2 separate regions of the Homo sapiens genome follow, and region 1 is linked to region 2. Evidence: chromatin contacts called from ENCODE Hi-C or POLR2A ChIA-PET data. All regions are on one chromosome and are shown on one strand. Each heading gives the region's core, a stretch centred on a gene start or an enhancer-like site at or near the end of the contact. The rest is flanking DNA. Distances are from core to core; before and after follow the strand shown. Region 1 has its middle 51 kb from the start of VANGL2. Region 2 overlaps NHLH1 (nescient helix-loop-helix 1).

Region 1 (7,260 bases), core at 3,991-6,490, 78 kb after region 2:
TATATTAATTCATTCATATGCATATATATATATATACACACACACACACATATATATATATATATATTTTTTTTTTTTTTTTTGAGAAGGAGTCTTGCTCTGTCACCCAGGCTGGAGTGCAGTATGTGATCTCAGCTCACTGCAACCTCCATCTCCTGGGTTAAAGCGATTCTTGTGCCTCTGCCTCCCGAGTAGCTGGAATTACAGGCATGCGCTGCCATGTCTGGCTAATTTTTGTATTTTTAGTAGAGAGAGGGTTTCACCATGTTGGCCAGGCTGGTCTCAAACTCCTGACCTTAAGTGATCCACCCGCCTTGGCCTCCCAAAGTGCTGGGATTACAGGCATGAGCCACCATGCCCAGCCAATTCATTCATATTTAATGAACCTATTTAATGAACTACTATATCCTGGTTTAATGAACTAGTTTAAAGTTAAGCAAACCCTAATATAAGCAGCACACAGTTTAAAGAGTAGAGCATTGCCCTCTATGTGCCCCTCCTCCTCCTCCTTGCCCTCTGTAGATAATACTATGCTGACTTTTGTGATAATCATTTCTTTTCTTTGTAGTTTAACAACTGTGTTGGCATCCTTACAGAATATAGTTAGTTTTGCTTGTTTATGTCTTTATATAAATGGGTTATACTGCAAGTGTTCTTTTTCAAGTTGCTTTTTTCATTCAATATTAGGTTTATGAGATTTTCCAGACTGATGCATGCATTTATAGTTTTAATTAATTAATTGATTTTTATTTCAATAGCTTTGGGGGTACCAGTGCTTTTTAGTTACATGGATGAATTGTAGAGTGGTGAAGTCTGGGCTTTCAGTGTATCCATCACCCAAATTAGTGTACATTGTACCCAATAGATAATTTTTCATCCCTTATTCTCATCCCAACTTCCCCCTTTGTGAGTCTCCAATGTCCATTACACCACTCTCTTAGATTTCCAATCCATGAGCATGAGATGTTTGTTTGTGTCATCTATGATTTCTTTCAGCAGTGTTTTGTGGTTCTCCTTGTTGGTTAAGTATATTCCTAGGTATTTTTTTTTGCTAGCTATTGTAAATAGGATTGAGCTCCTGATATGATTCTCAGCTTGGTTGTGTTGGTGTATAGCAGTGTTATTGACTTGTATACATTAATTTTTGTAACCTTAAGATTTGATGAATTCATTTATCAGATCTAGAGATATTTTAAACAACTAAACTAGATCTACACTTGGATCCAGCAATTCCGCTACTGGGTGTCTACCCAGTAGGAAGGAAAATAAGTCATATTAATAAAGACACTTACACATGTATGTTTATTGCAACACAATTCATGATTGCAAAGATAAGGAATCAACCCAAGTGCCCATCAACCAATGAGTGGATAAAGAAAATGGTGTATATACATGCCACGGAATACTACTCAGCCATAAAAAAGAATGAAGTAATGTATTTTGAAAAAACTTGGATGGAATTGGAGGCCACTATCCTAAGCGAGGTAACTCAGGAACAGAAAACCAAATACTGCATGTTCTCACTTTTAAGTGGGAGCTAAGCTGTGGGTATGCATTTATAGGGTTTTTTTTGTTTGTTTTTTTGTTTTTGTTTTTTTTTTTGAGATGGAGTCTTGCTTTATTGCCAGGCTGGAGTGCAGTGGCACTATCTCGGCTCACTGCAACCTCTGCCTTCAAATGATTCTCCTGCCTCAGCCTCCCAAGTAGCTGGGACTACAGGCACATGCCACCACGCCCAGCTAATTTTCGTATTTTTAGTAGACACGAGGTTTCACCATATTGGCCAGGATGGTCTTGATCTCTTGACCTCGTGATCCGCCTACCTTGGCCTCCTAAAGTGCTAGGATTACAGGTGTGAACGACTGCGCCTGGCCTATAGTTTTTATTGTTGTTGTATGATATTCCGTTCTGTGAATAAATCACAGTGTACTTATTCATTCTACTGTTGAAGAGCATTTTGGTTGTTTCTGGGTTTTAGCTAATTAGCACAACACTCCCGTGAACATTCCTACATGTGTCTCCCGGTGCAGATGGCAGAAATCCCTCCAAGTCTAGTGTACATATTTATGGGTAGATTTACTGAGTGGAAGACAAAGCTAAACCATTTACACTAAATGACTCTGCACCCAGCAGGTACCAAGTTTCCATTGCTCCACATCCTCTCTTACACTTGGCGTTATTAATTTTAATGTGTTTGTCATCTAGGGGTGTGTAGTGATCCTTCGCTGTGATTTTAATGTACATTTCCTGGATTATTAAAGAGGGTGAACAATTTTACGTATCTTCAGTGATCATTTGGATTTCCTCTTTGCCCTTTGGGAAATGCTGTTCATGTGTCTCCCTCTCTCTCTCTCTCTGTGTGTGTGTGTGTGTGTGTGTGTGTGTGTGTTCACAGGAATTCATTACATGTTTCTGGATATTAGTCCTTTGTCAGTTACATATACTGTAAATATCTGCTCCCAGTTGTGGCTTGGTTTTTACTTTCTTTATGGTTTCTTTAAGTAAAAGGATTTTTAAAAATTTAATGTATGTGTATGATTAGTGCTTTTTATGTCTTGTTTAAGAAATCCTTTTTTATGCCAAGATCATGAAGATATTCTCCTATATTGCCTTTTAAAATCTTTGTATTTTTGTCTCTTACATTGAGGTCTTTCATACTCTTAGAATTGAGTTTTGTGTATGGCGTCAGGTAGTGGGAGGAGGTCTAGTTGTTCCAGTGTGATTTATTTTTAAAAATCCATTGTTTTCCTACTGATACGCATTGCTATCTTTGTTATGTATCAGTTTTCCGTGGCTTTTTCCAGTGGGGTAATCACTGTCCCCTGTTCACTTTTGAGAACAATTGATGATTAACTTTATGTACTTGTTCTCTCCTCCGTTTATTTTTTCTATGTGGTTATTTTACAGATGTAGTATCATGAAAACACTACAGTGTAATCAGTATTATCTCTTAACTTCCTTGATTTAACTCTAGTCAGACTACCCATTCATGCCTTGTAAGTCCCCTTGGATGCTGTGTCCCCATCGGTGGCCTCGTCCCAAGTCATGCAAATCAGAGCTGCGTGTTTGGTAACTGTTATGAATAGTTGACTCTCAGGCTTTGATACCTGGGGAGAAGAAGGAGAAAATTCAAGTCACTAAGCAAATAATTTGGGCAGTGAACTAAAGGAGTAGTACCTGCAGAAGTTGCATACTAAGCTGGAAGCAAGAGGTTCTCCATCCTTTCTTTAGCTATTTTTTGTGTGATCCTGTTCTCAGTTTTCTTATTTGTTGGGCTACATGAGCTACACTATCTCTTTCACTTCTAAAATTCAAATGAGACTCTGTCACCATCTTTCTGTGTGACTATATGTATCTAAATATCTTTTTGGTTTTCCTTTCCATAGCTCCAGTTTCTCTTACAGAGACTATTTAGAGTGAGTACTAAGTAAATATTTGATTTCTTCCTGCTTTGGGTAGAACAGCGCTGATGTATCTAAGGAGGAAATGGAAAAGAGGACTCTTAGTTGATGAGAGTTGATGAGAAGTTTATGAGAAAGGGCGAAGAGCCACCCAGTCTGCCCCTGGGGTCACTTTGAAGCTTAAAACAATACGTCTTCTTTGAACCTGTTTCCTCCACTAGCAAATGAGGATATCAATAGCTACCTCACTTTATAAACTTGTTGGGAAGATCACATCAGATATTATACCTGTAAATAATAAAGTATCTTTTAAATGGAAACAACTGTATAGGCATTCACTAGGCATCCACTCTGCCACATCTTATTTGCATAGCTTCTTAAGGTTTCAAAGACCTTTCACACACATCTCACTTGACTCTTACAACCTACCTACTAAGGAGGCAAAAATGACAAGGAATAGTTGTGTTTGTCCAGGGGCACACAATCAGAATTTTAGAACAGATATTACCAGCTGTCTCGTTTACCTTTCCTAATCCTCATTGTACAAATTAAAAAGCTCAGGTTCAGAGAAGTTAGAAGACTTGGCCAGGATCACACACAAGTACACTATCAGGGAACATGCCTTCTTGCATCTACTCCAGTATTCCTCCCATGATACCATGTTGTCTCTAAAGAAGTTCTGGACTGTGAAATGCTTGAGGACTGGGATCATAAATCCAGCCTTGGTAATTTTGTTTCCAGATTGTAATTTTCCAGGCACCTAGCATATTTGCTATCCTTGCATTTCTTTCTTTCTTTCTTTCTTTTTTTTTTTGAGACAGAGTCTCGCTCTGTCGCCTAGGCTGGAGTGCAGTGGCCCGATCTCAGCTCACTGCAACCTCCGCCTCCCGGGTTCAAGCGATTCTCCTGCTTTGGCCTCCTGAGTAGCTGGGATTACGGGGGCATACCACCACACCCGGCTAATTTTTGTATTTTTAGTAGAGACGGGTTTTCACCATGTTGGCCAGGCTGGTCTCAAACTCCTGACCTCAGGTGATCCACCCGCCTCGGCCTCCCAAAGTGCTGGGATGACAGGCATTAGCCACCGCGTCCGGCCTGTCCTTGCATTTCTTGGTGGTTTACAGGATTATGACTTCTCCTTCTGTCTTTTCACTCACCCAATGTAATACACAAGGATCAATCATGCAAGTTATTATCAACTTAGTAAAAAGTGAGTAAATTTGCTGAATAAGATATGTTTTTTTGAGACAGCATCTCACTCTATCGCCCAGGGTGGAGTGCAGTGGTGTGATCTTGGCTGACTGCAACCTCTGCCTCCCAGGTTCAAGCGATTCTCATGCCTCAGCCTCCCGAGTAGCTGGGACTACAGGCATGCGCCACCATGCCTGGCTAATTTTTGTGTTTTTAGTAGAAATGGGGTTTCACCATGTTGGCCAGGCTGGTCTCGAACTCCTGACCTCAAGTTATCCACCCACCTCGGCCTCCCAAAGTGCTGGGATTACAGGCGTAAGCCACCATGCCGGGCCAGAATAAGATATTATATACCAAAATGTAAATAATCTTAGTTTTAGTGATTTTGGTCTACTTTACCGATAGGGCCTCTTGACACGGTTGATATCAAAGTGCTGCCTTGAACGGTTTTATGCGGTCCCTTGGACTTTCCCATTGATGTCTCCTAACTTTTTACTCTGTTGCTCTTTGTCCTTTACCCAGAACATGCTCCATAGCCATCCACCAGTGCCAGCCCATCTTTGAATGCTGTACTCAATTCCCTTGGCCTTTGCTTCTGCTTTAAAGCTGGCAGGCTTCTTTTACTTATATCAGCTTTCTGTTTGAACCTCAAATGCTCAAAAATAATTCCTTTTAAACATTTCCTGCCACCTTTCTTGGATACTAATGTAGTTCTCAGAGTGTATGGGGGATTACTCATATAAAGCCTCAGTGCTTCAAAGTGAGGAATAACTGTGTAATAAATAGATCTGGCCGAGGATGAAATGAGTGTTAAACAAGACAGTCGCTGATATCACCGGACGTTGTCTAGCTAGGCTGGGTAACTACCCATCAGACGTGTTACAGAGGCATTTAAACAGGTGATGGGAGTTTAAGGTGGCCTTAAGAGCTTTCCGACACTAAAAATGTCGTGATTCTGTGTTAGCAAATTTACTAGCAGATTGACTGCTCTTCTACTTTTATGAGTCTCCTAAACTGAAAATGGGCATGAGGGATCTTTTTGGGATGGTGAAATGTTCTAATATTAGACTGTGGTGATGGTTGTCCAACTGGATACATTTACTAAATATCGTTGAACTGAATACTTCACACCAATGATTTCATGGTATGGGAATTATGCCTCAATAAATCTGTTTTTAGAAAGTCTCTTAAGACTATAACTGCCATATTTTGAAAACAATGTATTTATTTTAAAACATACATTATATAGGTTTAAAGTGTATGCTAATAATTTATACACTTTTAAGAGGCTAGATATTCAAATAAGAAGTTAAATTTAATACCTGGAAAATTATCTAGAATATATTAAAATGATGCACACTTAAACATGGATGTAAATCACTACCAAAGCTGTTGCCCTATTTTAAAAAATTATTTAGTTAGTTTTAAATTTACATACAGTAAAACTTATTCTTTGTGGTATATAGTTTCATGGATTTTTGCAAATGCATATAGTCCTGTGACCACCCTCACAATCAAGATGCAGAACAGTTTCATCACCCTCAAAAATTCCCTTGTGCTACCAATTTGTAGTCATCCTCTCTCCCCACCTGCAACTCTGGCAACCACTGATGACTTCTCCGTCATTATAGTTTTGCCTTTTCAATGACATTATACAATATATACAGTTTGAAGAGAGATTTTCAAACTTAAAATTTATTCATTTTAATAGTTGAATTATGAAAATAATGGTTATTTTGGGGTTGGAGGGATTTCCCTGCTGGTAACTAGTCAGATGAAGAAGAGTGAGGTAGACGGAGGCAGTATAAGACTAGCCTGAATTCAGTCACACTTGTAGAATCACAGGTGGTTAGACTTGGAAGGGTTTTTGGAGTCATTTAGCTAACATCCCAATATGAAGAAACTGAGGTCCAGAGGGAAGAATGAGTCTCAAACTTGCGCAACTGTGTGGAGCTGGCCTAGCCCTCAATTTCCCAATAGTCAACTTCAGTATGCTTTCAACTACTATACGCCCTGATTCGTACTATCAGTTTTGCCTGACTCTGAGTTCTAGCACAAATTCTTCCCCTTTGAAATTCCTCTGCCACATCCCTGATTGCTGATGATCAAAACAATACTTGATATTTATCACTAGCACTGGAAAAAAGGACAATTTCTGAACTATCATCTCATTAAGTTATGATTCCTGACTCTTTGCATCATGAAACCATAACTCATTCACGACTCTTAACTCATCATTACTGGATGGGTGTTCATTCTGTTATAGGCAAAATGCCCAAGAGAAAATATACAATCCAGAATTAAGTCATTTTGAAAGGCAAGAACTGGAAAGACCATTAGAAATAACTTGAGGTGGTTTTTAGGCATCCTTAGGCATCTCCAAAGTTCCCACTGGGAGCACCTCAGGAGAGGGGTAAGGAAAAGGCTCAGTGGTAGCTGTGCCACCTCCTCTGATAAAACCATTTGTGATCACTTTCATTCTTCCTGAAAGGCTTCCTGTAACATTTCTTACAGCGCTGATATGCTTGTGGTGAATTCTTTCAGCTTCTGTATGTCTACAAAAGTCTTTATTTTACCTTTTTTTTTAAGGTTATTTTCACTGAGTATAGGATTTTATGTTGACAGGTGTGTGTGTGTGTGTGTGTGTTTCCCTCCTTGCTTTTAAGAT
Region 2 (6,706 bases), core at 2,602-5,101:
GTGCAGCACCCTCACTGGTTCCTCCCCCCAACGCAAGGAGGATGCCCAATTGTTGCCCTCTGAAAATGCACAGTTCTCCTGGCCCTAGGACTTACTTATTACATTTTTTTCTCTTTCCTTGAGCTGCCTTTGGCAAGGGAAGAGACCCCCAACTCTGCGCCCCTACTCCATGCTGCTGATCCCCACCTGCGCACTATAGCTCAGGGTCAGCAGTGGAATGAAGGGCCTTAGAACCTGCATAGAAGAAATGAACTCACTGCATTTCTGTGCTCCCTCCTCCCTCGCACCAAACTCCTAGCTCTACAAGTATATTTATTTATTTATTTATTTATTCATCTATTTATTTACTTATTTATTTATTTATAAATATTGCTATTTATTGCCGAGTTGTGCACTTTGGGGTAGAGTGAGGGGCTCCCAGCAGCTCTAGCTGGGTCTCTCTTGCTTCCTCCCTGCTTACGCCTTTCCTTTTCTTGCTCCTTCTTCAACTCCTGGTGTGTGTGAGCATGCCCTTTGCTTGCCACACCATATCCTTTCCCCAGATCCACCTGTCCTGACACTCTAGTCCTCCAGGATAGTGCTCCTCCCCCAGCTCCAGGGCTCCTGGATGTCCTTCCTCAACTCCCTCCACCCCTAGACAATCCTACCTGGTCCCATCTGCCTCTTTTCTCTCCCCAGCCTGCCCTGTGACCCTTGCCTCTTCCTGATACTCCCAAGAGCAGGCCCCAGGGGTCTGTGTCACATATCTCTGTGTGATTCCTTCTGGTTGCATCCCCAATTTCATACAAAAAGAAAAATAAAAGTGACCTCGTTCTAGCACCAGGTATGGTTGTGGCTCATTCAATTGGGTTAGGAAGCTGGCCTGCAGGTTATGGTAGGGTGGGCATTGAGGGTCCTAGGCTTCGTAGGCTCTTCTGATGGGGTCAGGAGAGCTCAGTTTGGGGAACAAATGAAGACAGAGAAAAGGGGCCACAGGGAAAAGAGGTGCAGGGGAGAGTATAACATACAGGTCCAAGATCTCCTCACCAAAATCTGGGTGCCAGATACTCCCTTCTTGGCACTAATTTAGTGACACTATCTGACTTCTCTGATGTTGTGCTTCCGCTCCTGCTCTCTATGGCCTGAGAAGGAGGTGAATATTTCGGTGGAACCCAAGTTAAACATGTGTCTGTGGGTCCATGCTGCTGGGAAAAGCTATGGTATGAAACTGAGACATTGCCTTCCCCTTTATTGTCTCTAGGCTGGGTCAAAATTCCCTGCAATCTCAGTTCTTGGCCTATTTTGTGTTCCCCAGCCTTAGGATACTGGGGAAAACAGATGGCAGGCCTGGGACTCAGAGAAGAATATGGACAGGGATAAAAAAAAAAAAAGAGTGCTGAAGGGACCCTCAAATGAATTTATAGATGGGGACACTAAAGCTCAGAGAAGGGTAGGGTCTTACCCAAGGCCACACAGCTAACTGGGGGCACAACTAAGGCCCAAATCCAGGTTCTTTCTACCATATGCTGCCAACTCCCCTCTGCCTCCCTAAAATGACCCAGGCTGACAGTTAGCCCTCTTTTGGACCCCATATTTTCATAGGTGCATTGATAAACTAGAGAGGATTTAGGGTTGTGTGGCGAAGAAACCAAAAGGTCTGGAGACCACTTTATAGAAGAAATAGTTGAAAAACTGAGGATATGTGTCTTGATAAGAGTAGACTTGGGGGTAATATGACACCCATCTTTAAATATTGAAAGAAGAATCAAAAATGGATATTCTGTGGGGCCCCAGTAGGCCGAACAAAACCCGTGAGTAGAAGTTAGAAGAAAGCAGATTTTAATTTGAAGAAAAATTTTGCAACACCTGGAGCTGTCCAGCAATGGCACTGACTGCCTCAAGAGGAGAACTCCAAATAGAGAAGCTGGAGAGTCAACCACACGCAGAGAAATCATAGAGCACATTGCTGCCTCAGATGGAACACTGGCTAGGTTCATTAGAAGATCCTCTCCAAACTTAAGGTCATACGAGAAGGCTGAAGGCAAACAGCAGGAGGGAAATGCAGAGACAACTTTCAGTCCCTGAAATATTTTCTTTTTTCTTTTTATCTTTTTGAGACAGAGTCTTGCTCTATTGCCCAGGCTGGAGTGCAGTGGCGGGATCTTGGCCCACTGCAACATCCACCTCCCCATTCAAGCCATTCTCGTGGTTCAGCCTCCTGAGTAGCTGGGACTACAGGCGCCCGCTGTCATGCCCGGCTAATTTTTGTGTTTTTAGTAGAGATGGGTTTTCGCCATGTTGGTCAGACTGGTCTCTAACTCCTGGCCTGAAGTGATCCTGCTGCCTTGGCCTCCTAAAATACTGGGATTACAGGCATGAATCACCATGCCCAGCTATGGGTTTTCATCTTTGATGAACAAAGAATGACATAAGCAGCATGAAGGGCTTGAGTTAGACCTAGGGAGGAGCTTCCATACAGGAGGACTTGACATCTTCCCCTTCCCATGTGAGTTAAATGACATGTGCTCTGCCCAGAGCCTGGCAAAAGGGAAGGCTGAACTGAGATCAGGGAGAACTTCAGGACTCCAAAGGGCCAGAGTTGGACGGGAACACAGAAATCACTGAATCCAACAACTTTATTTCAAAGGCAGGTAAACTACTGTCCAGACAGGTGACGTGACTCACCCATGATGATGGCCTGGGATTAGAAGCCAAGTCTTCCATTCCTGGCCCTGAGAGCTTTGTGCTTCTCTGTGCTCAGCAGCCACAGTCCTCTGGGCTCCCTGCCTCCCTCTCTTGTCTCTTTGCCTGGGCTGGAGAGCAGAAGGGCTTAGGGGGCCCCTCCCCTCAGGGATCCCTGAGGGCCTGGAGGTGGTGAGAGGGGGAAGCTGCAGCTGTTCTACTGCTAGCTCCGAATTTCTTCAGATAATCAATTGGCCTCGCTGCCGCTGTCGCTCTTGTTGCTCTTCTCACTCTGGGAAGGACAGGAGAAGGAGGTGGAGAGTGGGAAGAGGAGGGAGCAGGGGACCAGGCACTGGGGGAGGAGGGAGAGGGCAGGGAGATGGAAGTCCCTGGGCTGAGGGGAAAGTGAAAGCTTTGGGGCTAGCAGATAGGGAGGATGGGGAAAAGGGATTGTTAGAAGAGGATCTGCTCTGCATCCCTCATTCCACATCCCTCTAAACCCAACTCGTGGGTGGTGGGGTGGGGGAGGGGCAGTTAGGAGGACCCCAGAATGGGACTCTTGCACTTCACCCCTGCTTCCTTACTCCCCTTGCCAAGTATCCCATGCATGGCCATAGCTCCCCCAGCTGTCCATGCCCTCTTCCAGTCCTAGTGACCACAGGTGCCTGACCCTCCAGTCCTGTCTTCATCAACGCCCTGTCCTGTAACTCAGCAAACCCATCACCAGTGACAGAGCAGAAGTCAAGGCCCCAGGGGCTGGGTGGGGGTTGCCTAAAATCTCTCTCTCTCTCTCTCTCTCTCTCTCTCTCACACACACACACACACACACGCGCACACACACACACTGTCATAGGCTGCCAGGCATATGGCCTCTTTGTGCCCACACAATGGAGGCCCTGTCTGTGCCCTTTCCCAAGTCTGGGCACAGTGTGGAGGGTGCTCCGCTTCCTCATTCCACCCACCTCCCTTCCCTCTCCACCCCCAGTGCAGGCCCTGTCTTCTTTGCCTTTGCTTCTTCCTCTTTCTGGAAAGCCCTTTCTACCACCCAGTTCCTTTATCTTTCTGCTTTCTTCTTGTGTTCTTTCCTGAGCTTTTGACCTCTCATTGGATGAGGATTATGGGCAGAAGAAAGAGGCTCACAGTGCTGGGATGTCAGCGCAGGGAGGAGAAGGGAGCAAGCAGAGATGAGCCTGAAAGGCTGAGAGGGAGTGGAAGAAGGGAGGCAGTGGTGGCAGTGCAGCAACACTGTGCTAGAGGGGAGAAAGCCCACACCCGGCAGCCAGAGGTCCCGTGTCCCTGCTCTGTCTCCACCTTTCCCCTTTGTGCCACAGTGAGCAAACCGCATGCCCTCCCTGAGCAACAGCTTTTTCATATGGAAAGCAGGAAAGACAACAAGACCCACCGGGGTGTGATGAGGATTAAATGAGATCATCGTGAAAGTGTTCAACACCGGAAACGCTCATCAGATGCTATCTCAGGGGCAGTAAGTAGCAGGGTCAACTGTACTGTCATACAGTTTGTGCACTTTACAAAGCACCAGGCTAAGGGCAGTGCAGGGGCCTGACACCCAACCCCACTTCTACTAGACCAGCTGTGCACCAGGATGCAAGCATCCCCTGAGAGGTGGCCCTGGAACTGAGCCCCTCATGTGGGTTCCTGAGCATTGGTCAGGAGTCCAGATGAAAACTCCGAAGTCCTGACCACCTTGGGAACCAAGACAGAATGGAAAGGGACAAGAGGCTAAGGGGAATGTCTCTCCCTGAGGGGGAAATTCCTGAGCTTAGTCTTCTCTGAGCAAATAGACAATCCATGAGATCTACTAAACTAAGGATGGAGAAACTGCAGCTGAGGAGAAGAAGGGGGCTGAAGAAGCAGAAAAAAAAGAGGGAGACATGGATCGAGGGTGTGATCAGAGCAATGTGTTGGTCTGAGGACCCTTTTCTGGTTCCCTCGTCCTCCATTCCCTCCCTTCAGCAAGTTGAAGGCTGATTTGATTATTGCTTGTTGAACACTGTCCCCTGCTGGCTACTAGCAGAAACATTTTCCCTCTTCCCTATCCCTAGCTAGGAGCTGCTGAGAGCCTGAAAAAGAGAAGAAATGACCTGACTGGGGACAAAGGACGAAGGAATTGCAATTCTGCAATCTGGAATTCTCTACTTGTCAGAGATTTCTGGAAGGTGAAGGAGGCTTGAAGGCTGACTAGGGGTAAACAGAGTTTAGAATTCATAGGTGGTTCATTTACATATATTATGGCCTATAATTTTCAGATTGATTTTTTTCTGGTCTGTGTCTGTTTCATGTATTGTGTGTCTGTGTTATGTGTGTGTTCTGTATCTGGGCGTGCTTACCTGATTCTGTGGTTTTTGAACACGTGTATATCTGTGTACTTTTTTGTGTGTGTGCTCTTTTTAATATAGGAGTCTGAGTGACAGCTGGCAGGTATGGAGCAAGGAGAGGGAGCTGTCGAATTTCCTCTTTCCTAGAAGCCCGTTCTCCCCTTGAAGTTTTACCTTTGTCTCCCAGCTCCATGAGCTATAACCTATGGCTATTTATAGGTTACAGGTTTTGTTCTGGCTCCTGCCCCTCTTTGGACATCCCAAGCTCAGAGCCTTGATTCGCTCTAACCTGGGACTCTTGGGCCTCCCAAGCAGGGTCTCCAGTGTGGTTCCCAAGTGAGAATCTCTACTGTCTATGTCCCTTTTATCCTTTCTAGCATTAAACTCCAGCCTCCTTCTTTTATAAGCTTGTAGCTACCTCTTTCATTGGTTGATTTCAATTTATTCAGTGCAGCATGCCTTTATGGAATAGCCAATGTATACCGGGCACTGTTCTGGATTCTGAAATACAGGATCAGGCCCTCCCCACCACCTACTTGGGAGGGAGTATGGGAGACAGGCATGTAAACATATCAGTTTCCCAACAGTGAGAGGCATCTGCAAGGAAGCGAGTGATTACCTGAGAGAGGGTGTTGGTGAGGAAGGCAGCCGGTAAACTCTGAGCTGGGTTTTGAAGACCATGAGATACGTACAGTGAATTCTGTGGTGTGCTCCACTCACTTCTCCAGCTGTGGAAGTGTTGACTCACAGCTGAGTCCCTCTCCAGGAATTGCCTTTGGAGGAAGAAAGCCGCCTTGCCTGAGGTGTTGCTCTTTCCCTAGGGCAATGACTGGTTGATGTGGGGTTACAAAGTTATCCCAGCTTGAGAGCCCCCATGGGATGGACAGAAGCCTCTGTTGCCATTGCATTGCTTTTCAGTTTCTCTCTCGGCTTATTGCAGCTTCCCTCACACCTCACAGGTGTTCTCAAGAACTCTCCTGCTGGCACTCTCCTGTATACGATCTCAGAGTTCAGGAATCCACTTCCCAGGGAACCCCACCTACAAAGGAAAGGCACTGTAGGTATGAAGGCATGGAACCCTGAGAAGCTCTGGTGAGCAAGAGCACACTATTAGCAGTGTGGTATTGTTGGGACATTAAGTGCAAGGGGCTGGTGGGACAGGAAAGTGACGGAATGGTCTGGAGAGGTAAGCAGGGGCCAGGTCAGGAGAAGCATAATAGGGAGTGTGTGCTTGGCCACACAGTGATGGGAAACCAATGAACATTCTCTAGTGGGGTAGATAAACACTATCATCAGATGTACACTTTAGAAATATCACTTTCAGAACATTTCTTTCTTTCTTTCTTTCTTTCTTTCTTTTTTTTTTTTTTAAGAGAGAGTCTTGCTCTGTCACCCAGGCTGGAGTGCAGTGGTGCAATCTCGGTTCACTGTAACCTCTGCCTCTGGGTTCAAGTCATTCTCCTGCCTCAGCCTCCTAAGTAGCTGGGATTATAGGTGTGCACCAACACACCCGGCTAATTTTTTATTTATTTATTTTTTGAGATGGAGTCTTGCTCTGTCGCCAGGCTGAAGTACAGTGGGGTGATCTTGGCTCACTGCAATCACCGTCTCCTGGGTTCAAGCAATTCCCCTGCCTCAGCCTCTCAAGTAGCTGGGAGCACAGGCGGGCACCACCACGCCCGACTAATTTTTTGTACTTTAGTAGAGAC

Evidence for each region. A loop is a pair of places that touch in the nucleus more often than their neighbours do. ChIA-PET counts read pairs that join two places held with the same protein, here RNA polymerase II (POLR2A). Pooled maps may share reads with other maps.
Region 1: a loop to region 2 is called in a pooled map, with 2.0 times the contacts of the local background. The contact joins two enhancer-like sites. A Hi-C loop is called at or near these places in 1 of 50 pooled maps. POLR2A ChIA-PET finds 5 or more read pairs at or near these places in 4 of 52 experiments (B cell, CD4-positive, alpha-beta T cell, T-cell and 1 more).

The regions. Positions count from the first base shown.
Region 1 is chr1:160,448,255-160,455,514 of GRCh38, forward strand. No RefSeq gene overlaps it. Among named protein-coding and RNA genes, the nearest start is that of VANGL2, 51 kb to the left of the region's middle. RefSeq lists an enhancer at 5,139-5,188. Within about 2 kb of position 5,241, at least 2 of the 41 ENCODE cell types and tissues checked have a DNase peak (open chromatin) inside an H3K27ac peak, as active enhancers do; they include B cell, where a contact is called at or near this core.
Region 2 is chr1:160,372,025-160,378,730 of GRCh38, forward strand. It overlaps NHLH1 (nescient helix-loop-helix 1), which reads left to right. Exons shown (of 2, transcript NM_005598.4): 2 at 1-822. LOC105371466 (a long non-coding RNA gene) reads right to left here. Exons shown (of 4, transcript XR_007066686.1): 4 at 5,391-6,036. Among named protein-coding and RNA genes, the nearest start is that of NHLH1, 8.3 kb to the left of the region's middle. RefSeq lists an enhancer at 4,138-4,187. Within about 2 kb of position 3,852, at least 10 of the 41 ENCODE cell types and tissues checked have a DNase peak (open chromatin) inside an H3K27ac peak, as active enhancers do; they include B cell, where a contact is called at or near this core.